Regions from separate parts of the Homo sapiens genome. Here regions 2 and 3 are each linked to region 1. Evidence: chromatin loops called from intact Hi-C (ENCODE). Cell type or tissue: PC-9. All regions are shown on one strand. Each heading gives the region's core, and the rest is flanking DNA. Links, peaks and the distances in the headings are about the cores only. Region 1 overlaps ARHGEF33 (Rho guanine nucleotide exchange factor 33). Region 2 holds the start of DHX57 (DExH-box helicase 57). Region 3 overlaps CDKL4 (cyclin dependent kinase like 4).

Region 1 (8,704 bases), core at 2,528-5,027:
AACTACCTAGCTAGCGGGGTGATTTCAGCAAGGCTTTTAAATCTCTCTGAATCATTCCATGATCTGTATGTAGAATGAGAAAGTTAGACTAGATCTCAGTGGTTCTAGCTGTGAAATTCACTGCTTCTAGATTCTCTATTAAGAGAAGTAGACAAATGAGACACAAATCCGTATAAGTAAAATGTATAGAGGGGCAGAAAAAACCTTACCTCGTCATTTGTTAACTTAAGGAATAAATCTCCAAGAACGCCTTGGCGTGGCCACTTCAGGACCCTTTCCTGCAGTGCGTGAAGCAGATCCAGGTGCTGCTGGACGAGGTACCGTAAAGAGCCAGGGAAGAGGCTTGAAACAGAATAGAGACGGAATCACACAAACAAGGTGTAGAGAAGAAAGGACCCTACAAAAATACATGCAGCAGGGCCCATTCTCCCAGCCATCCAACATACTGTGAGTCACAGGCCTGCATTAAGGATTTTTTAAAGTTTTTCATTGCACACCTAATAGCAGATATCCCGACTACAGAAAAACAAAACAAAACAAAAAAAACCTTTACTAATGGCTTCTATACAAATGTGTATTGAACTAATAAAGAGGCCTGGCATGCCACACCTGTAATCCCAGCACTTTGGGAGTTGGGCGGATCACCTGAGGTCAGGAGTTCGAGACCAGCCTGGCCAACATGGTGAAACCCCATCTCTACTAAAAATACAAAAATTAGCTGGGCATGGTGGCATGCACCTAATTCCAGCTACTTGGGAGGCTAAGGCAGGAGAATCACTTGAATCCGGGAGGTACAGGTTGCAGTGAGCTCAGATCACGCCACTTCACCCCAGCCTGGGTAACAAAGCGAGACTCTGTCTCAAAATAAATAAATAAATAAAATACAAATAAATAAAGAGCACATCACTTGAAAGACCTTTTTACATGCTCATTTAAATGACACGCAGTGGAAATTCTAAGGGATACCTTTTTCAATGTTTTAGAGCTATTCCTATTTGATGTGCAAAATAGTCTATTCTAATTAGTGTTGTAGATGCAGCACTGAGGTGGCATCTACAAGACCATTCTCAGCTACCAGTAGGAGACTGCTATTTAGGTAAGTAGGAAAATTTGTTTAAAGTTGGCAACTAAAAAGCTCAGGGAGTTGTAGGGTATCAGAGGGTTTCTTTTTTCCTTTTCTTCAGTTTCTAAGAGGAATACTGGGCCAGGACAGTCTTGTCTGGGTAGGCTATTAATACAGTTTGGATGTGTGTCCCTGCCCAACTCTCATACTGAAATGTAACCCCCAGTGTTGGAAGTGGGCTTGGTGAGAGGTGATTGTATCATGAGGGTGAATTTCTCGTGAATGGTTTAGCACCATCCCTTTTGCTACTGTCCCACCAAGTGATAGTGATGGTGAGTGAGTTCTCATGAATTCTGGCTGTTTAAAAGTGCGTAGCGCCTCCCGTCTCTCTGTCTTGCTCCTGCTGCGCCCTGTGACATGCCTGCTTCCCCTTCGCCTTCCACCATAATTGTAAGTTTCCTGAGGCCTCCTCAGAGGCTGAGCAGATGCCAGCATCGTGCTTCCTGTACAGCCTGCAGAACCGTGATCCAATTAAACCTCTTTACTTTACAAATTACCCAGTCTCAGCTATTCTTTATAGCAATGTGAGAACGGCCTAACACAGCTACTGACCAGGCCTGGCTTGCTACTCCCTGGAATTTTACAAAGCACTTTTTCTACCCTTCCATCCCTCTCTTCTCCATCTTGCAATGTACCTCCTTTTTTCTTTTTTTTCCCTTTTTCAGAAGTAAGGAAGGGAAGAAGGGAGACGTCAGAGAAGGGTGGGGTGGAGAGGAGAGATAGAGAATCATGGGAGGAAGAGGAAGGGGGACTAGCTGGGTAAGAGTGATGTGATTAGAGGCCTATAGAAAAGAGGAAGAAAAAAATAAAAAGAAGCAGAGTTTTTTTGGGTTACAGCAAGGATTGGAGCTCTAACTTGGTGACTTAAGGTAGGTTCCTTTATGCTTTCAGCACCGCAAGTTTAACAAACAGAAAAGAGATGGTCTGGTTGATCTGAACTTACTTGAATATTTCCCCAGGGTCAAATGAGAGTAAACTCGTGGACAACTGGGGTGCTTTCCCAACAAGCAAACCTTTGTTGGAACAATAGGAAGGATGCCAGATCGAGAGGAGGTTTTTTTCAACTCATTTCCAAGCAAAGCAAAGTGACCTCTGTGACTGTAGCTCAGAGGAGACACACAAACACGAGAATAGGGTACCTAGCCCCCTATGAAAGGATATGAGGAAGACTTCCACTCCCATCTTCCACTCCCTCCACCTCCTGTGCCTGGATCCCCTACAGGTACAAAAGAGGAGAGGCCTCCTGACCTGAGCGCTTACAATGGAACAGTGGGTTTAGGAGATCAAAGAAATCCCTGTCCAGATCAGAGGGGAATTTGGAGGGGTAGCTACGGGGTATACTGACTGGGAGAAGACCATAAACCTGATGGAGAAAAACACAACTGATTGTACTGAAAGTGTAAAATGCTGCACCAGCCAAAGATCTAGGTGCAAAAGATTTCTTCCTACCCAGTGGTTGTAAATGACTTTGTGTAATAGTCCTGGTGTGACCCTGGAAGATATTAGGGCACCATGGGAAGATCTGACTTTGTGAAGAATTGTCCATATATGTATATAAAATGTCTTGGATTATCGATTTCCTTTTTCTTTCCTTCATTCCCCTTCCTCCCTCCCTCCCTTTCTTCCTCCCTTCCTCTCTCCCTCCTTCCCTCCCTCTCTCCTTCCCTTTCTTCCTTCCTTCTCCCTTTCTTTCCAGAGAGCTGCATTCTGCTACACTGTGGTCAATGTACTTGGAGAATGGGAGAGCTGGTACCAATCTCCTCCTGGACTGCCCACCGGGATGACTGTTTGAGATTTCAGGGTGGGGTTGGAGAAGGCTAAGGCCTCCATCAAGCATTGTGGAAGCACATAAGTTACATGAAAAACAATGACCTACAGTGGATTCTATACGAAACATTGAAAACGGGCTTTAAACCTTTTAAAAAAATTTAACAAGGGTATTATTTGAAATTAGGGAGGAGTGTGAAATCAGAAGACAGACAGCAAAGGGAGAAAGATGGCAAGTACAAGCCACACTTAACCTGTTTCACTCTTTTGCCTGGCGCCAGACCTGACGCCCAGAAGCAACTTTTTCATGAAGACGAAGTATTCAGAGCTCAGCTTTTTTTTTTTCCTATTCCTTACTGGGATGAAATTTTGGCAACATTAGTAGTTTATTATTTCTAAAGCCTTCAAAGTTTTTATCTCCTAACAATATAGTACTTAATCAATGAGGGAAATACACTAAAAGCAAGAAAGAAAAATCCAGTTATAGTTTGAGGTTAATAATGTAGCTTTTGTCAGCCCAGAATGAGGCCAAAATAACTCCTGAGCTTGGCAGTAGCAGGTTCCCGCCACCCTGGATGGGCATGATCATTAAACGTGTGCCACCTGGTGGTGATCTGTAGCACGAAGCTTGTTGAGCTCTTGGTGGACACAGCACTGGAGTTTAGCTTACAAGGCTAATTGACAATCCTGCTGAGCTGATCACTGCTCCCTCCATAAGTGTTCAGACAGAACTGTGATCCTGAGGCTGTGGCTCTACCTAGGTGAGTCAGAGCCAAAAAGCCCAGAACTCCAACTTCTGTGATCCTTCGACAAATGACAGCCTGGGCAACAGAGCAAGACACCGTCTTTATAATAAACTGAAAAAGTAGCTGTTAGTGGTATGATGTATAAGAGCACAGGGTGGCTCATGCCTGTAATCCCAGCTGGGGATGCTGAGGTGGGAGGATCACTTGAGCCCAGAAGTTTGAGGCTGCAGTGAGCTGTGACTGGGCCGCTGCACCCTTCTCCAGCCTGGGCGACAGACAGAGACCTTGTCTCTAAACAAAACAAACAAATGAATCATAGCCCTCAAGTTCTGCCCAGGTTTCAGCCAGCAGCAATGTGCCCCTGCAACTTCCAGCCCTTTCAGCCAGGGGCACGGCTGGCTTCAAACAGGCTGAGGAAGCTCTTGAGTGACTCACTTTTCTTTAGGAAAAACCTAAGGTTTTATTTAATAGGTTGGAGAAGATGTGGCCACCTCAGGCTTGAATGTCAAGTTGTACTTGCAGTGGAGGTTATTTGCATCCCAACTTACTTTCCAATGGGGTAAAAAGTGCTGAAGGTTTGTGGTTTGTGATGGGAAAGTTAGTAAATGTTAATATACTTACTTTCATCTTTGCATGGAGAAAAATGCCGATAGTAAATGTTAATATACTTATTTTCATCTTTGCATGGAGAAAAATGCCGATAGAGAAAAGGAACAATTTCATTCTGCTTTGTATTTCCTTCAGCTGGTCTATTTAAAGTACACACAAAGGCTGGGCACAGTGGCTCACACCTGTAATCCCAGCACTTTGAGAGGCTGAGGTGGATAGATCACTTGAGGTCAGGAGTTCGAGACCAGCCTGACCAAAATGGTGAAACCTAATCTCTACTAAAAATATAAAAATTAGCTAGGCATGGTGGTGTGTGCCTGTAATCTCAGCTACTCAGGAGGCTGAGGCAGGAGAATCACTTGAACCCGGGAAGTGGAGGTTACAGTGAGCCGAGATAATGCCACTGCACTCCAGTCTGGGCAACAGAGTGAGATCCTGCCTCAAAAAAATAAAGAAAGAAATAAAGTACACACAGAGGTTTCAGGAAAGCTTTAAAGAAGAAAGATAATGAGTGGAGGAGGATAATGAAAATCTAACCCTAAAATAGAAAAACGGCAGTACCACCAAGCTCAGAACCAGAGACTTCATATTCAGTACTAACGAAGAGGGTGGGGTTGAAGCTTTTCTCTGCTTGGTCCATGCAAAGAAAAAAGAAGGTTAGTCTAGCAAATAACTAACATGAATAGCATTATCGCAGATATCTTGAAATAACTATGATCTTACTTTCATAGAGGATTGTATGATAGCTTTAATTTTTCAATCTCGTAGGATTTGAGGGAGAGATCTACTCCTTCCTCCCAGTGATGGGTCATAAGAGAACAATTTAGAAAAATAGGAAGTGGCAGCAAGTCAATAAGGGCCTTCTCTTTATCTACCCAAATCTTCTGCAGGGTCTGGTCTCTCCCCTATGACCTCCCGCCTGCTGGAGGCTTGCAACAAGGGCTAGACAACATATGTAGCAGACTTAACAAATCAACTGAGATCTGAAGTAAAAACGTACAGGCTGTTCAAGAGGGAAGACTGAATTTTGAAATAGGAAGAGACAACTGTATCCTTCTGGCTCTCTGAGAAACTTTACACATTGCAGTTAATGAAGCCAGTGGCTTTGGGGAAGTGGTATGATGTATAAGAGCACACACTACAGGGTCCGGCAGGCTTGCGTTTGAATCCCGGCACTAATTGGTTCTGCGGCTTTAAGCTTCTCTGGGCCTTAGTTCCTTCGTCTGTAAGGTAGGGGTCACAGGGTTCTGCTAAATATTTCGTGAAGTTACGAATCAAGTGCCTAGCAGAGCAGCTGCTTACTACTCCCTTCCACAGTAAACAGTTTTCTCTTTTCCCTGACTTACCCCGCCTCCCCAGATTTTCAGACTAAGAAGAGACGCTGCTGGCTTAGAATTTTCTATGTGGAAGCAAAGCCACACCAAAGGGTACACCGCCTTTAGATTTCATTACCATAAACTGAGTAGGTCTTTGGCAACAGCAAGACAGCTGGAGCCCATAGAGACTTCCAGAGGCCTGCAGCGCAGCTGGGAGGGTCAAGGAGGGGGAACTGGAAGGGCCAGATAGGGAAGGAAGGATGGCTGAGAATCTAGGCAGTATCTGAGAGGTGAGGCCCAGTCCAGATGGTCACAGCTTTAGCTGGGTCACCTTAGCCTTTCTGTTCTTGTTGCTTCATATTTGGTTTACCTCTGTTTTGTAGTAAAATAACTCTTGAAAATAGGCCACTCGTGGGTTTGTCAGGGAGTAGTGCCTCACTCGGTCATTTAGGTAGGAGGGCAGCGTGTGTTTTGAGTGTATTGTTGGCAGCCACCAAGTCAAATAGATTTGGGGGGATGGTAAGGAGCAAGAAAATATAATTAGGGGCTTCCCTGGGTAGATTCAGAATTTATGAACCACCAGTGTATATTACCCAATGGAATGTTTAAAGTAATAATGCCACATATGTCCACAGTAGTCCATAATCCAGACTTTCCATTCTTTTGGATTGGCCTTTTCTTCAATTTTTCTGGATTATTATATATTCATTACATTAATCTTTTTCACCAAGTCTTACTTTCCTCCTTCCTGCTTTCTCTCAACAGAGAGGGAAACAGAAAAAAATCTAGACTATGAACAGATATAGGTGGAGTGTTGCGGCATTGGGAAAGCGTGCTGTTACAACAGGTGGCAGACCCTATGAGCGCGCACACACACACACACACACACACACCCATGCATTACTCAGTACCATAAGATCACCCACATGAATAATAAGGCCCAGGTCCAGAGTTATATCAGCCCTGTGTCATTTCTCTAATGGCCACTGAGTGCTTCGGTTTGCCACACATTCATTCTCTTGTGCTTCTAAGAGACCTGTGACCCATGGGGACTCCATGCAGATGGCAACAGAGACCAACGCCTCCCTCACTGTAGCATTTGTTCCCCCTTTAAGTTTTTAAAAGACATGTTAGAGACCCTGAAGGCCCAGGAGACTATACTCATTTTCTTACATTGATGAAAATCTAAGTTTAAGACTTGCCAGGGGTTCCCTATTGCTATGATCTAAATGTGTCCCCCAAAATTCATGTGCTGGAAACTTAACCCCCAATGCAACAGTACTGGGAGGTGGAGCCTATGGTGGGTGTTTAGGTTGTGAGAGCTCCGCACTATGAATGGATTATTGCCACTACAAAAGGGGCCTGAGGGAGTGGGTTCTCCTGCTCTCTCCTGATCTTCTGCCATGTAAGGCTGCAATGTTCCTCCTCTCTGGAAGACACAACAACAAAGTGCCATCTTGGAACCAGAGATTCAATCTGCCAGCACCTCGATCTTAGACTCCCCAGTCTCCAGAATTGTGAGAGAATAAATTTCTGTTCATTAAAAGTTATCCAGTCTACGATATTCTGTCATAGCAGCACAAAGTGAACTGAGACATCTGCCATCACTGCCTCTTCTCTTTTCAAAGACTATTTCTGGAACTCTTCATAGGCCCCAGAAATCCCAAAGTGGAAACAATAAACCACTTACCTTAAATCCTAATCAATCTGAAAAGCAAAGGCAATGAGTGCATGGATACCTTCTCTCTTTGGAATTCCTCTTTCCATCTGACCCCTGGAATGTGGCTTTTATCTTCAAGATCAGAGAGATGTTAATGACATATTTTCTTTCAGATTCAAGCAGTTCCAGGGCCACAGTCTGTCTTTTAGCTTTAGAAACAAACCAAAGAGGACTTGATATTAACCATTTCTTCCTAAAATCCCATTAAATGCAAGCAATAAAAGTGATAAAAGGATATTGAAAGCAATAAAAAAAAAACCATCTGCAAGTTTTTGAAAGGTAGAAAGCAGAATGGAGGCGCAGTAATTCATTCAGCAGAGCAAAGGGCACGAAGTCTTGGTGTCCCCATCTGCAGCTGGAAAATCTGCTGAGAAGCATCTGGAAAGCTCAAGGATTGGAGACACCAGGGGCAATATAGATAGTGCAAATAAGGGACAATGCTGAAAGCAGGAGCAATCATTGAAAGTATACATATGGGGCAATTGAACCTCCAGATCCTCACCCCCCATACCAGATGGCTTCCTCACTTCCTCCCCATGGCAAACAAGAAAAATGAAACTAGAGAAGCCCTGGTTTCTGGGATCTGGGCTAAAGACTTTAGACATAGTAGAGTTCAGATGCTAAAATGAAAACAAAGGGACTCAGGGAAGGCTTCATACTGAACAGTGAGACTTCCCTCAGCCTTCTTCCCCTGTAGATCCCAGAGTGCCAGAAGCCAGGTTTAAACTCTTCAGGCAGGAGATTGGAGGGTCTTCCACTTGAGAAACTGAACTGCCCAAGGGAAAAAGATCCACAGACACTGACACAAAGAGGTCAGCTATCAGCCGGACATGGTGGCTCATGCCTGTAATCCTAGCACTTTGGGAGGCCAAGGCGGGTAGATCACCTGAGGTCAGGAGTTCGAGACCAGCCTGGCTAACATGGCGAAACCCCATCTTTACTAAAAATACAAAAATTAACCAGATGTGGTGGCACACGCCTGTAATCCCAGCTACTCGGGAGTCTGAGGCAGGAGGATTGCTTGAACCCAGGAGGCGGAGGTTGCAGTGAGCTGAGATGACGCCCTTGCACTCCAGCCTGGGTGACAGAGCAAGACTCTCTCTCAAAAAACAAAAAGAGGTCAATTATCAAAAGTTAATTTGCCATCTGATTAGCCTGTCTATAATGAAGCCCACTGATTGACAAGCTCGGTCAATACAAAATTTCCAGAGTTTTTCTAAGAGCTCTTTCTTACATACATTTAGCTAAGGATGCTCATACATTTGCATAAAGCTTATACTATAAAAGAATGAGAAGAAAAAGCATATATACGTATTTTTTTTATAAGGAGGGGGGACCCTGAAGAAACAGAGACAATGCAGGATACAAAAGAATAAAAATTTTTAATCTTACAATTCATATTCTCAAAGAAATATAAGAAACA
Region 2 (7,541 bases), core at 3,270-5,769, 72 kb after region 1:
TTAATATCCTAATAGTAGTTTTATAAAATTTAACAGTCTCAGTTTTTTATTCCTAAGCTATTTAATTTTCTATACAGAAAAAGTAATTGAAGCGTATACTTACCATACTTGTCTCCATTTGGAAAGATAAAGCTGATCTTATACACTTCTGAAGCTGTTTTAAAAGATTTAAAAACAGTGACATAAGTTTACTTTTTTTTCGATAGAGGCAAGGTTTCACTACATTGCCCAGGCCAGTCTCAAACTCCTGGGCTCAAGCGATCCTCCCGCCTCAGCCTCCCAAAGTGCTGGGGATGCAAATGTGAGCCACCACACCCAACCAAGTGTAAACATTCTTATGTCATAAGACCTATACCCAATGTGCTTTCAGCACTATCCAAATGGACTTACTTCTCAAGATCACATCATATCATGATTACTTGGTATTTCCATTGTCTAATGTAGGGTCCCGGGGAAATAAACAATTTTGCCTAGATGATCTCTTTTAAAATTTATTTATTATGATAGCTTTATTAATATATAATTCACACACCACAAAATCTACCCTTTAAAAAAATACAATTTGATTTTTTTAGTATATTCAGAGTTGTGCAACTATCATCACAATCTAATTTTAGAATATTTTAATCATCCCAGAAAGAAACTCTGTACACATTAGCAGTTACCCATTATGATTCCCCTCAAACACCCCTCACCCCACAACCCCAAACCCCTGGCAACCACTAATCTACTTTCTGCCTCAGGGATTTGCCTATTCTGGACATTTCTTATAAATGAAATCATATAATATGTGGTCCTTTATGTCTGGCTCGTTTCACTTAATGTTTCCAAGGCTCATCCATGTTGCATCGTGTATCAGTACTTCATTCCTTTTTATAGCCAAGTATATTGTATAAATATGTTGTACAGAAACAGCATATTTTGTTTATTCATTCATCAGTTCATGGACATGTAGGTTGTTTCCAGTTTGAGGCCATTATGAATAATACTGCTATAAACACTGATGTACATTTTCAAAACATACAGCTTCCTAGGAGTAAAAAAAAAATTGGTGTACAGATTTTTGTGTGGATATGTTTTTATTTCTCTTTGGTAGCCCATATGATTTACTGATTGTCCCACAGAGGTAAGGTGGAGTGAGGAATCTTTAAATTGGCAATAGGAAGAAATGGAAAATAAAGATAGCAAGTGGGGAAGGGCTGGTAGGTCCACACAGAATGAGACTGGAATGGAGACCAAGTGAAAAAGGAAGAAAGAGGACCGCAAGACTGAGGGGGACTCTGGGCCTCAGATCCCTGGACACTTACTGGACTAAAACTAGAAACTGTATTTTCCGATACTGAAGAAAACTTATGTAGAGACGGTATGCAGGCCCATCCTTCAGAATCACCTGAGATGCTTCTAAGTTTCTTCTCTCTACCCCACATCTACTGAATCAGTCTTTACGGGTGGGGCAAGGGAATTTAAAAATTAATTTAGGTACCACTTGAGAAAGGCTTGGAGGCTCATCACTGAGGAAACAGAGTTAACACAATAGGTAGAGGACTTAAACTGTAACATCCTCAGAGAGAAAGGGAGAGTATTAGTATCCTTGAAATAGGAACAGGTGATTACAAAAAACAAAAAACAATTAGCAATCCAGGAAATGAATAATATAATTGGTGAAATAAAACTTCTTAGAAGGGATGAAAAGCAGAATAGATACAATTGAAAACAAATTAGTGAACTGGAACATTAGGTTGAAAAATGTGCTTAGAAAGTAGCACAAAGTGTGAGTGAGATGGCTGGAAAAAAAATTTTTTAATTAAAAAAAAAGAAAGTAGCACAAAGAATTTTAAAATGATGGAAAGTGGATCCAAAAGGCTACTGTCAGTCTAATAAGAATTCCAGAGGGAAAGAATAAGGGATATTTGAATAAATAGCCAAATTTTTCTCAGAACTGAAGAAAATGACTGCTTGGACTACAAATGGGAACTAAGCAAAATCCCACACCTAGACAGGTTACAGTACAATTTCATGACATAAAGACCAAAGGCCAGCTAGGCTAGTTAAAAACAAGCAAACAAAAACCAGATTACCTACAATAAACTACAAAGGACTGACATTAGCAACAGTGGATTCTAAAAAAAAATGGCACTATGTCTTTAAAATTCCGAGACAAAATTATTTTCAACCTAATATTCTACATCCAACGAAACTATCAATCTAAAATCATGGAAACTGGCAGGCACGCTGGTAGGATGAATTACTGGCTCATGCCTGGAATCCCAGCACTTCGGGAGGCTGAGGAGGGTGGGTTGCTTGAGCCTAGGAGTTCGAGACCAGCCTGGGCAACATGGTGAAACCCATTCTCCACAAAAAATACAAGAATTAGCTGGGTGTGGTGTTGCATGCTTGTTGTCCATGCTACTTGGGGGCTGAGGTGGGAGGATCGCTTGAGCCCAGGAAGTGAAGGCTGCAGTGAGTCCGATCACACCCTGCCCTCCAGCCTGGGTGAGACAGCAAGACTCTGTCTTAAAAAAATAATAAAATAAAAAAAATTAAGTTTTAAAAATAGAATCTGGTGGCTCATGCCTGTAATCCCAACGCTTTGGGTGGGTGAGGTGGGAGGACTGCTTGAGCCCAGGAGTTTGAGACCAGCCTGGGCAACATAGTGAGATTCCATCTACACCAAAATTAAAAACTCAAAAAGAAAAAAAAAGAATCTGTAACTAAAACTCAGGTAATATCAATATGGAAATGGTGTGGAGGATAGAGAGCAATCTTGCTAGAATTCTGATCTCGTTTAGGGGTTAAATATAGACACTAATTAACACTAAATCTTAGAAAAATCTGAATTTAGTTATGTTTGCTTATTTTTTCCCCATAATTTCTAAGATTTGGTTGTGGATAAAGGGTGAAGTATGGTGGTATACAGAAATTGCCATGTGTGCTCATTAATTAGTTATTTACATGTCTGCAAGATGTGAAATTCCAAGAGAGCAGGGACACAGAGCTACTTTCTTTCTTTTTTATTTTTTAATTTAATTTAATTTAATTTAATTTATTTATTTATTTATTTATTTTTGAGACGGAGTCTCGCTCTGTCGCCCAGGCTGGAGTGCAGTGGCTTGATCTCGTCTCACTGCAACCTCCGCCTCCCGGGTTCACGCCATTCTCCTGCCTCAGCCTCCCAAGTAGCTGGAACTACAGGCGTCAGAGCTACTTTCTAAGTGTTTAACTAATGATAACTAACTAGATTACCAGATCTGCTTGTAGTTTCCCACAGATGCCATGCCGTACTCTGGGTGGAACACCCTTCTCTTCTTTACCTGGTTAACTGCTATTCATCCTCAAGAGTTGGCAAAATAGAGTGTAGTAGTTAGGGGTTCATGCTCTGGCATCGGACTACCTACCTTTGCATCCAGACTCCACCATTTTCTCTGACCTTGGACAAATAATTATCTTATGCCTCAGTTTCCTCATCCTTAGATGGGGCAAATCAAGTAAATGAGCTAATCTAGTTAAAGCACTTAGCCCAGTGTCTAAACTCTGTAAATATTAGCTATTGTATTCTTGTAGCCCCAGCTCAGGTATGAGCTCTCCCACAAAGCCTTTCTTCTCATTACTTGTCAACCTCAGACTCCTTCAGGAACCCCCACGGCACTCTGGGCCTATTCCTACTGTAGTACTTAAGGTTCTATTAAAACCATGCTTTTGTATCGGGATCCCCTATCCCACCCAGTTCCTCCAGGACACGGATGGCAGATTAGTCAAATCTCTTCTCACCCCACTGTCCGACTCCGTGTTTAGTACTAATAGTAACAGAACGTCTAGTGAATGAAGGGCACTTCGGAAGGAATCGTTAAGTGCCTATGAAGCAGAGCATTAAACGTAATCATATCAGAAACTGGACTGTTTTCAATTGCCGCTAAAATGTTCTACATTCGAAACTTGGGAACGTCAGAGCTAGAGGGAACCTCACAGAGACCACCCGGCACCATAGCGGAAACTGAGGCCCAGGGAGGTTGGCACGCGCCTCGGGTGTCTCAACAGCGAATTAACAACAGAATCAGAGCTAGATTCCCAGACCAGGGGTTCCCCCGTGCCCCTCGGCTAGACGGTCAGGAAATATATCACACCCCCACAGGAGTTACCGGGAGCCAAGCAGGTTCTGACTCCACGCTAGTTCGACTTAAAGGAGCTCTTCTCTGCCCGGGTCGTTAGGAGGAGGGACACTCACTTGGCCGAGAGGTGTTAGAGAGATCTTCCAAACTCTGCGACTCCCCCTGGGCGGCCAGCTCTGCGGCCGGGAGAGAACTAGGCGCTAGGACAGCTCCAGGTGCGACTTGGTTGCTGGGGCGACCGGGCACCTCTCACCCGGAAGCGAATACGCGAGGGGCTGTAGCTGAGCCAATCAGAAGGCGCCGGGACTGTGCCGCTGCAGCTGGGCCACCGCAGGGCTGCTCCAAGTGAGAATCGTGAGGGTGGCCAAGTCCAGTTTGGACCTCTGACCCTTGGGCAGCACCTCCCGACAGCCGGCTCGGGACCCAACTCTGCGAGCCAGGTACGTCTTCCACTTCTGCGGACAAGTGATGCGCGTTGTGCGCACGGTGTGCGCGTCACCCTGTTTGTCAGTGTGTCTGCCGCCTCCTGCTCCAGGAGTGGTCGGGATCTGACGAGCATCGCGGCCCAGTGTGTTTCATCCAGTCTGCCTGGGGCCGGTGAATCTGGACCAGCAGGATCCCAGGCCCTGATACCGAACCAAGGCGGGCTCTGCCGCTGAGGTTGTCCACGCTCAAACTGCAGGTTGGGGCCGGGGGGGGCGGGGCGTGAAATTCAGTCTTGGAGCAGGCTAAGGGGTTGATTGAAGGGATCAGGCTCCGTTCTCTGACTCCGTCTGTGTGGCTTTTTTGGGGAGAAGGGTGGGGACGATGTGAGTTCGAAAAAGGATACGAGATCTGGATATCTGGATGGAGCTGGATATATTGTGATCAGTCAGAGATCTGCCTGGGAGGAGAGTAGTGTGTAGTCACTTTTCAGTGCCTTGGCTATCAAACAAAGAATACTCTTACAGCCAAACTTAGGTCCCTGTATCCATGGTGAAGAAAGATAGTTGGAGTCTTCCCGGGCTAGATGGAATAGATAGTGGAATCTAACCACGTGGATTATACAACCTAATTCCTATTCCCTTGAAAACTCTGGGAGAGTGGTATTGGACACCATTACAGTCAGTAAATCTTCGTTTAAAATGTTAAGCGCATATCTCAGATCTAGTTGTAAAAGTAACATTTTCTGGGTTGGTGTGAGACAACTTGTTTTGATTCAGCGTAAGTATCCTCTTGCTTTTTCCTAATGTTTCTCAGTACACAAATTTACCTGGGCTGCATGGTTTTTGAGATGAAGTTCTAATCTAACTGATTTGTTATTTCATTTCCCTAAATTTTAGAAATAATAGGTAATTATTGGTGCACAACCTTACAGAATTCAGTTTGACCTGTTATTTTTCTTGCCTGTTAAGATTTTAATGACTCTACATTTTTGTGAGTAAAGTTGACGTTTGAACAACATGGGTATGAACTACCCGGCTCCACTTACAGGTGGATTTTTCCCAACCCAACACAGATTGAAAATACAGTATTTCAGGTCGGGCGCGGTGGCTCACGCCTGTAATCCCAGCACTGTGGGAGGCCGAGGCGGGCGGATCACGAGGTCAGGAGATCGAGACCATCCTGGCTAACACGGTGAAACCCTGTCTCTACTAAAAATACAAAAAATTAGCCGGGCATGGTGGCGGGTGCCTGTAGTCCCAGCTACTCAGGAGGCTGAGGCAGGAGAATGGCGTGAACCCGGGAGGTGGAGGTTGCAGTGAGCTGAGACTGCGCCAGTGCACTCCAGCCTGGGCGACAGAGTGAGACTCTGTCTCAAAAAAAAAAAAAAAAAAAAAAAAAATACAGTATTTCAACTAGGCACAGTGGCTCATGCCGGTAATCTCAGCACTTTGGGAGGCCAAGGTGAGACGATTGCTTGAGCTCAGGAGTACGAGACCAGCTTGGGCAGCAAAGCGAAACCTCATTTCTACTAAAAAATGTTTAAAGTAGCTGGGTGTGGTGGTGCACCTGTGGTCCCAGCTATTCAGGAGGCTGAGGCAGGAGGATTGCTTGAGCCTAGGAGATCGAGGCTGCAGTAAGCTATGATCGTACCACTGCACTGCAGCCTGGGTGATAGAGCAAGATCCAGTCTCAAAAAAAAAGAAAGAAAGAAAAAAGAAAAGACAGTATTCCTGGAATGCAAAACCCACATACAGAGGGCCAACTTTTCCTCTATGCAGGTTCTACAGGGCTGACTGGAGAACTTGAGTATCCGTGGATTTTGGTATACATGGGGGTTCTGGAACCAATCCCCTGTGTATACCGAGGGATGACTATTTCATGGCTCATTCTGTCAATTTCTTCCGGATGTCCTTTAAAATCTCAAAGAGGCCTTACCCAACCACTCTATCTAAAATAACTGCCTCGGGGGTTTTTTTTCCTTGATAGCACTTAAGTTATAATATATATCTATTTGTTTAATGTCTGTGTTACCCTCTAGAAGGTAAGCTTCATGAAGCAGAAATTTTGTCTTTTTTGCTGTTATATCCCCAGGATCTGGCACATAATAAGTGCTCAATAAATATTTGTGGAATGAATAAATAGATGAACAAATCTCCATTCCCACATAAGTCATTTTTTCAACCTTCAATCATTCATTCCACAAATAGATACTGAATTCCTACCATATGCTAGACACTGTGTTAAGGGTACAGTGGTAATCAAAATAGACATAGTCTTGTTTTCAAAGAGCTTTCTGGGAGTAGAAAGGAGAGACAAACTTAAGATAAACTCTGAATACATATGTATAATCATCAGCAATTTTGAAGAAAGGAATACCTAGGAAGACCTAGTTTAATATACACATATTTGTGAGTTTCCCAAATTTTTTCTAGCTTTTGATTTCTAATTCCATTTTGGTTGGAGAACATAGTTCATATTATTTCTTTCTTTTTACATTTATTGAGGTTTATGGCTGGGCACAGTGGCTCACGCCTGTAATCCCTGCACTTTGGGAGGCCAAGGTGGACAGATCACCTGAGGTCAGGAATTCGAGACCAGCCTGACCAACATGGTGAAACACCATCTCTACTAAAAATACAAAAATTAGTCAGGGAGCATGGTGGCGGGTGCCTGTAGTCCCAGCTACTCGGGAGGCTGAGGCAGGAGAATCGCTTGAACCTGGGAGGCGGAGGTTGCTGTGAGCCAAGATTGTGCCACTGCACTCCAGCCTGGGCGACAGAGCAAGACTCTGTCTTAAAAAAAAAAAAATGTATTGAGGTTTCTTTTATCACCTAGTATGGTCTATATCCTGGAAAATGTTTCATGTGTACTTCAGAAGTATGTATAGTTCGTTGTTGGGTGGAGTGTTCTATAGACACCTATTAGGTCTAGTTGGTTAGAGTGTTGTTCAAGTCTTTTATTTCCTTGTTGATCCTCTGTCTAGTTGTTCTACCATTAAAAGTGAGGTAC
Region 3 (8,704 bases), core at 3,751-6,250, 280 kb before region 1:
CTTGGGAAGTCAAGGCTGCAGTGAGTCATGATTGCACCACTGCACTTTAGATTGAGCAACAGAGCAAGAACCTGTCTCAAAAAAAAAAAAAAATTTTTTTTAAATGTTTATCTATAGCTTTGCACTTGAAGGACACACCTTGGCTGAATATAAAATCCTTGATTTTCATTTTCCCTTGAGTTTAAGATGCTGCTGCACTGTTACTTTGTAATGTATATTGCTCTTGATAAGTCTGATGTCACTCTAATCCTCTCACACTTATTTAATCTTTTTGTCTGGAGGCTCAGAGAGTATTCTCTTTATCTTTGATTGTTTTATTCAAATATGTCTTGGAGTTCGTTGTTCTGGGTCAGTTTTCCCAACTACCTAATGGGCCTTTTCAATAGATATAATTAGATTTTATTTTATTTCCAGAAAATTTTATTGGATTATTATTTCAACTATTGATTCTGTTTCATTGTTTTGTCTTCTTCAGGGACTCCAGTTGTACATACGTTCGGACTTCTTTTCCTGTCTCCATTTCAACTTTCTGTCTAAACTTTTACCTTTTTTTCTTCATTTTAATTCTCATAATTACTGTTCTGCCTTTCTTTAATGCCCCAATCAAATTTTCACTTGAATCTATTCTCCTATCAGCATCTCATAATTTAGTCATTTCTGAGATGATTTTGTCTTTTTCTGATTATTCTTTTCTGAGTTCAATCAACTATCTTTTTATATCTTTTTATCCAAATCTACACATCAATAGCCAAAAGAAAAAAGTGAAAATATAGGCCGGGTGCAGTGGCTCACGCCTGTAGTCCTAGCACTTTGGGAGGCCAAGGCAGGTGGATCATGAGGTCAGGAGATCGAGACCGTCCTGGCTAACACAGTGAAACCCCACCTGTACTAAAAAATACAAAAATTAGCCGGGAGTGGTGGCACACGCCTGTAGTCCCAGCTATTCAGGAGGCGGAGGCAGGAGAATCGCTTGAACCCGGGAGGCAGAGGTTGCAGTGAGCCGAGATCGTGCCACTGCACTCCAGCCTGGGTGACAGAACGAGACTCTGTCTCAAAAAAAAAAAAAAAAAAAGTAAAAATAAAATTTATATATATATATATATATCTTCTTAAATAATTTTTGTCCACTTGTGATTTGAATATCTGATTCATTGTGGCTTTTTCGTATCTCCAAATTATGAGAGGATATTTAAATCAGTTTGAAGTGTTTGTGTTAGTTTTCTTTTGCTTCATGGTTAGATTTTGTGTGTTTTTTTTTGTAAATGATTTTCATTAACTGAAATTTTTGGGTTCTCATTTCTTTTTTCTGACAATAATAGCATGTATGGGGACGGCTTTCCCTTGTTTCATTTCTTGGGCAGGTTTTGGCTGTTAGTAACTGACTATCATCCTAGGCCAAGAGAGTGTTTTCTGTCACTGTAGTAAAATGCAGTTTCTTTCATTGATGACACTTTTTCCCTGTCTTAGTGGTGATGGGAGGATTCGCATGCCCTTCAATTCAGAATTCTCTTTTGTCTTGCAAGATGCCAAATGTATCCTTCTCGCTTCTTTTTCCCTTCACTGTCCAGTCTCCAACAGATGTCTTTCCCTTCCCTCTTGTCCTTTTATTCCCCAAAAATGGTGCCACACTGACTAGTGCCACCTTGAGACCCATGTTACTTTTACACCCCTTCCTTGTAGTGAGTGTTCTGATCTACCAGGACACACTTAGGGTATTTTTACACTTGTGATGTGTTTTCTCTTTGGGAAGGAGGTGATCTTAAGTCTTTCTTAGGCCCTTCTTTTACTCTTCTGTCTTTCTTAAAGCTTTTTAGATCTCACCCCTCTCATATCTTTGCGTTCTGCCAAGGTTTACAGTGGGAGCTCAAGAGATAACCCCTCCAGAATTTAGGCTTTTCTTTTCTTTTTCTTTCTTTCTTTCTTTTTTTTTTTTTTTTTTTGAGATGGAGTCTCACTCTGTCACCCAGGCTGGAGTGCAGTGGTACGATCTCGGCTCACTGCAACCTCCGCCTCCTGGGTTCAAGCAATTCTCTTGTCTCAGCCTCCTGAGTAGCTGGGACTACAGGCGCGTGCCACCATGCCTGGCTAATTTTTTGTATTTTTAGTAGAGATGGGATTTCATCGTGTTAGCCAGGATGGTCTCGATCCCCTGACCTCGTGATCCGCCCGCCTCAGCCTCCCAAAGTGCCGGGATTACAGGAGTGAGCCACCACGCCCAGCTAGGCTTTGCTTTTCTACCTAAGTTTGTAGAGTCCTGTGTCTTCTTGTTATATTGAAGGCACTGGATTTATGTGGTTTTATTTGTCCTGGTTGATTTGTATTGCTTTGTGGAAGATGTATGAGGAGATTAGGTTTAGGCAGCAGTCACTGTCCTTGGCTACCTCAAAGCCCCCCACCACATGTACCTTGACAAGCCATTTAGGCATAACGTGGAGCATGTTTGTGAACATTGGGTATGGACAGAGGATAAGAAAGAAGAGAAGGCATTTGGTTTAGAATGTTCCAATTTTTAGATGATTCTGTCCATTCATGTAGAGATACTCATCAAGCAGTTGGATAGTTGGTCTGGATCTCAAATAAGAGAGTAGGAATTACTGCCTCCAGAAACTCTGTTATAATCCTAGTAAGCTGGAATTAGAGCTGTAAATTCCACAAAGGAATTTACAGGCATTGGTCTAATTCCTGCTTGCATACTCAGACTCATTTTCCATGAACATATAGTAGGGCTTTTGAAAACAGAAATATTGAGTGGTTACTAGGTGAAGTACTATTTCCTGGAGCTTTATTTTATTGTATTTAGCAGTTTGGTTGATGTGATTATGAGATCTAAATATTAGTCTGAGGAATCAGTCGTTACTGAATCTGTTGAGAAAAAAGAAAAAACATACATCAATAGATCAAATCAACTACCTAGAGGGAAATAATAAAATAATGCATACATTAAAACTTCATAATTAAGCTTCTTGTCATATTTATAGTTTCCCCCAATGACTGTAGTACTTATCAAGTAGGTTAAATTAACAAATCTATAAAGTTTTATACCAATAACTTTATCTCATTTTATTTTAGAGACAGGGTCTCACTCTGTCACCCAGGAAGTAATACAGTGGTACAATCATAGTTCACTGTAACCTCAAACTCCTGGGCTCAAGTGATCTTCCCACCTCAGCCTCCAAAAGTGTTGGGATTACAGGCATGAGCCAATGCTCCCAGCCAGATGCCAATAACTTTCTAAAGCAAATTCCCAGTTTCTCCTACTCTCTTTCCAGCCATCTATTACTATGCAAATGTATGCATGCTCACATCTAAATATCTTTAAAATAATAATACATAGGTAAAAATACAGTATAACTAATAGGGCTTTCAGAACATAATCTGTGATGGATTTTCCATGTGTTACTTGAGTGTGTATGCTTGAATTTTCTTTCTTTAATAAGAGAGGAAATCGAATTCATTCCCCCTCAAAAAAGCAGCACTGTAAAAAATAGTATGTCAGTAGTCATTATATCCAGGTAAACATTTTTCTCCATTGTATATTTTTATGGTGGCAAGTGGAAGTAGATTATTTCTTTCACCATTGAGATAATCTGTAGTTGGAAAAGACAATATTATTAGAGAAGTTTTAAAAAATGTGTACTCATTTGAAACAAGAGAAATTTACAAGTAGTCAACTTTTTCACTTGACATTTTGTTAATACCAAGACCTGGATAAAGTGGTTCTTCGAATTATACATTCTTTTTGTTTGTTTGTTTGTTTGTTTGTTTTTGTTTTTGAGATGGAGCCTTGCTCTGTCTCCCAGGCTGGAGTGCAGTGGTGCGATCTCAGCTCACTGCAACCTCCACCTCCAGGGTTCAAGAGATTCTCCTGCCTCAGCCTCCTAAGTAGCTGGGATTACAGGCCTGTGCCACCACACCCGGGTAATTTTTTGGTGTTTTTAGTAGAGACAGGGTTTCACCATGTTGGCCAGGCTGGTCTCGAACTCCTGACCTCAGGTGATCCACCTGCCTCGACCTCCCAGAGTTCTGGGATTACAAGTGTGAGCCACTATGCCTGGCTGAATTATGCATTCTTTTGCACTTAACTGAGAGGCTGTGTAATGTAGTGATTAAAATTGTGTTCTTTGAAATCTCACTCCGTGGGTTCTAATTCTGTATTACCTTCACTGTGTCTTTTCTCATCTGTATAATTGGATAAAAATAACACCTACTTCATAGAATATTTGTGCACATTCTATGTAATTTGTATAGAACAATGTTAAGTGCCATTATTATTGTAATTGTTATTAGGTTATATTAACAAGATTCTGCTGGATAAAGTGGGGTGGGGTTTTTGAGACTAATTAGAATTTTTCTATTTTTAATTCTTAGACTGATTTATTTAAATATGTTGGCCTTAGTCATCATGTAATATTTAATTCGGTCACCAAAACATTCATTCAAGAATGGATGACACAAAACAGAAAAACCCAGTATTTCCATAGAAATCACTAGAGATGTGAAAGAATTCATAAGAATGAATGCTTTCTTTGTGTTTATTATTTTCTTTTGGGGCTAAGAACTTAAGAATCTGTTCTTCCATGAAAATAAAAGCTAGGAGCAATAAATACCCTAAAAGGATTCTGTTATTGTTTTGTGTTTTTCAGACAGAGTTTCACTCTTGTTGCCCAAGCTGGAGTGCAATGGCACAATCTCAGCTGGGTTCAAGGGCCTCCTGAGTAGCTGGGATTACAGGCATGTGCCACCACACCTGGCTAATTTTGTATTTTTAGTAGAGATGGGATTTCTCCATATTGGTTAGGCTGGTCTTGAACTCCCAACCTCAGGTGATCCACCCACCTTGGCCTTCCAAAGTTCTGGGATTACAGGCTTGAGCCACTGTGCCTGGCCTGTTATTGTTTTTAAAGACTGCTTTGTTCAATGGCCCACGCTCTTTCTTCTCTCCACCAGGTGGAAGTATAGCACTTTTTGTACCATGTCTTCTTACACAACTCCTCCTAGTCATTGTGTATGCACTTGGGTTAGAAGAGAAAAGATAAACAGCATATTCCAGAGTATGAAATGTTCCTTCAGCTGGATTTTACAGCATCATATTTCAGTTGTTTGCTTGAGCATAATGAAAACAATAGATGGGATAAGTTTCCTTTCCACAAATTCTTTTAGTTCAACTGAGGTCAACATAGAACCATTGTCAGAAATAGCATATGAAATCTTTTGATAGCTGGAAGAGCTGCAGAGGACTAAACTAAACTAACAAAATAATATCCAAATATTTTTAAGTGGATTTCCAATTAATTGATGAATATAAACCTTTGGCATGTGGACAAATTGGTTGTATATAACCTGTGAGAACATTGTCTTTTATAGCTTGATTAAGGCAAGTCTACCTTATTTTCCAGGTGCAGCATTGTACTGCAAGTCAATCGATACAATAATTTAAGTCACTTCAGCTATAATGGAAAAGTATGAAAAATTAGCTAAGACTGGAGAAGGGTCTTATGGGGTTGTATTCAAATGCAGAAACAAAACCTCTGGACAAGTAGTAGCTGTTAAAAAATTTGTGGAATCTGAAGATGATCCTGTTGTTAAGAAAATAGCACTAAGAGAAATACGTATGTTGAAGGTAAGTTAACTTTATATATATGTAAAATATCATGGAATTGAGTGAAATATGCATGTTAAAATTGCAAAGAATTTTAAAGTTATTTTCCCCCCATTGGACTTAAATTCCTTTGTATCAGCACCTTTGGGTAATAAGTTGATTATCACTTTGGACTTCGGCCACTCTGATTTTGTCTGTGTATGAATACAGCTATAGATTGTTATACTGAAAAGAACTTTTATTCTTGTTAGTAAATATCCTAAGTCCACTCACCCCAGTGTTTACGCTCGCCCCCAACCCTGGCCCTCCTCTGGATATCCCTCCAAATACTTCCCCTACCAACCAGCAACTAAAAGAGCACCTCCTGGCACAGAGAGTCAGTCCCACAGGACCGCACCAATGCCCTGGTAGGCATCGACATGCGTTGGTTCCTGCCTGCACTGCACCCCAGGTTCTTAGACATACTGAATAGCACCCCCGGTAACGTACACATTTTTTACATAAAGGTTTTTGTTATAATTGTTTTCACTCTGATAAGATTTGACATGTAAGATTCCTAAGTTCTCAATGTAAATTTTTTCTTACGCTAAATATCTTACAGTTTTAGATCTATAAGCGACCGTAGAGATGCTTCTTATCTAACAACCATATTTTCCGCAGAGGAAACGGAGGTCTGGGGCAGCACTTCTCAAATGTTAATATGCATTGGAATCCCCGGGGACCTTGTTGAAATGCAGATTCTGAGTTGGGAGGTCTGGGGTGGGCCCGAGATTCTGCATTTCTGAGTACGCAGGAAGTGCGGAAGCTGCTGGTTTGTGGGCTACACATTATGTGACAAGACCCTGTGATTTCAAGGACACACAGGCAACCTTCATTTTTGACACGTCGTCTGTTTTTAGAAAATCCCCAGAAATTCAGTTTGTAAGGGAGGATAATAATTATCACTAATAATTATCATGTTTTCTCTCATTTTCAAATATTATTTCCCACAGGTTTCCTCAACTAATACACACTAGGGTTTTGTTTGAAATATAACTTGATACAGTCTTCAGGAACACATCCATCATGATAAAAAAAAGTTCACTCTTACCTCTCAGCCAGCAGAGGGCGCGCCGGTCAGCTAGCCAGCTCTGGCACCCTCACTGAGCTAAGCTGCAGGGCGGGTCTGAACCAAGCAGTGTGGCTTTCTAATAAAAATAATGCTTTTACCTGTCAGCCTCTCCGTCCCAAGTCTTCAGATAAAGTTAATGCTCAGGTAGTACCTTCTGCATTACAAGTGCCCAACTGGAGAATGAGGCTGTAAGGTAAAAACTAGCCTGATTATGACTCAGCTTGGTCTCTGATGAAGGCCCTCAGAATGTCAGAACGTCCATCTTTCTGCTTTTGGTATGTTGTGTCCATGTAGGTCCTGAACAGCTCCTTCTGTGATCAGTCGACCTTCCTTTCCTCACATAGTCTTGTTATTTAAATTGCTTGCCTCTCTGTCCTTACCACCTGTTTTTCTTTAGGCAAGTTACTGTTTTCCTGGGCTAGGTTAACTTCATTTGCAAAGGCGGTATAAATTGCTGACCTACCCAAAGACAGGAGATTGGACCAGGTTTAACCTTGACATTGCATCAAACTGTAGTATCTGTAAATCTTTTACTCCCCTAGTAGAGATCCTGCTTTGCTTCCATACTGTGGTTTTGCAGCGGCACAAAGCCACTGGCTTTTTAGATGACCTAGTCTCTTCCACTCTTTGCCTTTCTGCTCTTTTAGGCAGTGGAGCACATAGAAAACAAATTGGTTTGGTGCTTTGGGCTTCTCTCTTTTTTTTCCCTTAGAGAGATGGGGTCTCAGTATGTTGCTTAGGCTGATCTCGAACTCCTAGGTTCACGCGATCCTCCTGCCTCAGCCTGGGCATATTTTTAATGTATAATGGATTCTCTTTTCCCCAGCTGTGGAGCAGCAGGCACACAGTTTTAGGGTGACATTTGTTTTGGTCAAGCCATGCTTACGTTAATAGATACTGAGGTAGAGGCATGCATTGTGAGTCTCTGTACCTAAAATTTTCTACTGGGCCTGTTATTTGTTGAGCTTCTACTATATGCAAAATGCTGTGTTCTCTCTCAGTATCTTTCTGGGTAAATGGAAGAGAGTTTGGAAAGTTGATTTGTCTACTATACTGGGAAAACAACAGGGAAGATGGGTTAGGAATAAGAGTGATCATGTATCCTGATTTGCCCAAGAGAGTTCTGCTTTATAGTTTTTGTCCCAGTGTCCTGCCTGGTTCACATCCCCTTTCAAAAGTGTCCTGGTGTGGCCAGGCCCAATGGCTCACGCCTGTAATCCGAGCACATTGAGAAGCCGAGGCAGATGGATTGCTTGAGGTCAGCAGTTTGAGACCAGCCTGTCCACGTGAGACCAGCCTGTCCAACATGGTGAAACCCCATCTCTACTAAAAATACAAAAATTAGCCAGGCGTGGTAGCACCCACCTGTAGTCCCAGCTACAGCAAAGGCTAAGGCATGAGCATCACTTGGAACCAGGAGGCGGAGGTTGTAGTGAGCCGAGATGGCGCCACTGCACTTCAGCCTGGGCGACAGAGCAAGGAAAAAAAAAAAGTGTCCTGGTGTGTATGCTGAATTATGTGGTCACCCTAGTTACAGACGGAGTGACCATATGTGCTGGTTTGCCTACGATAGTCCTGGCTTCTACCCATTACCCTAGTTTGGAAGATAAAATTATCTAATCGCTGTAGTGATGGTCTGTCCTACCTAATCAGCATTTTTCCTTGGGTTTGCGATATTAAACAGAGGCTGTCTTGTGAAATGCGTCAGTTTGGGAATAGAATTTAACACACAAAATATCTATGCATAAGAGAGAACAACAGAATCAAAGAACAATGCTGAAAATATATAATATATATTATATATATATAATATATATAATATATATATAATATATATAATTTATATAAATATAAATAAGTAAATTTAAAACACAGACTAATTGTGGGGACTTCTAGAATAGACAGTTTATTCCGATTTGATGGTTAGGAACAAGTATTACTGGGAGTCAACACTAGAATCCAGACTGGATTTAAATCCATAAAATCCATGGCAA

What was found. A loop is a pair of places that touch in the nucleus more often than their neighbours do. Peaks named below come from ENCODE experiments on the same cell type or tissue, not always from the same donor. Only the 100,000 strongest peaks of a DNase experiment are listed, where the experiment ranks them.
Region 2: it touches region 1 in a loop (7-fold over the local background); 2 of 110 quality-filtered maps call a loop at or near these places.
Region 3: it touches region 1 in a loop (16-fold over the local background); 69 of 110 quality-filtered maps call a loop at or near these places.

Annotation. Positions count from the first base shown.
Region 1 is chr2:38,942,627-38,951,330 of GRCh38, reverse strand. It overlaps ARHGEF33 (Rho guanine nucleotide exchange factor 33), which reads right to left. Exons shown (of 18, transcript NM_001145451.5): 10 at 7,301-7,430; 11 at 210-342. All of the region lies in intron 2 of LOC105374471 (a long non-coding RNA gene), which reads left to right. Among named protein-coding and RNA genes, the nearest start is that of ARHGEF33, 57 kb to the right of the region's middle. RefSeq lists silencers at 3,414-3,533, 3,800-3,986, 3,809-4,103 and enhancers at 3,293-3,793, 3,794-4,294, 7,462-8,412. In PC-9, for the core only: CTCF peaks have their summits at 3,324 and 3,527 (motif pointing left); DNase peaks (open chromatin) are centred at 3,520 and 4,010; H3K4me3 peaks cover 985 bases; H3K27ac peaks cover 1,749 bases.
Region 2 is chr2:38,872,792-38,880,332 of GRCh38, reverse strand. It overlaps DHX57 (DExH-box helicase 57), which reads left to right and starts at 4,399. Exons shown (of 24, transcript NM_198963.3): 1 at 4,399-4,546. It overlaps MORN2 (MORN repeat containing 2), which reads right to left and starts at 4,357. Exons shown (of 5, transcript NM_001145450.3): 1 at 4,223-4,357; 2 at 104-154. The coding sequence starts at 4,280. RefSeq lists an enhancer at 4,206-5,190. In PC-9, for the core only: no CTCF peak of the experiment used is centred there; a DNase peak (open chromatin) is centred at 4,362; H3K4me3 peaks cover 2,351 bases; H3K27ac peaks cover 455 bases.
Region 3 is chr2:39,226,281-39,234,984 of GRCh38, reverse strand. CDKL4 (cyclin dependent kinase like 4) reads left to right here. Exons shown (of 10, transcript NM_001397900.1): 2 at 5,397-5,620. The coding sequence starts at 5,453. Among named protein-coding and RNA genes, the nearest start is that of CDKL4, 13 kb to the left of the region's middle. In PC-9, for the core only: CTCF peaks have their summits at 4,748 and 4,948 (motif pointing right); a DNase peak (open chromatin) is centred at 4,974.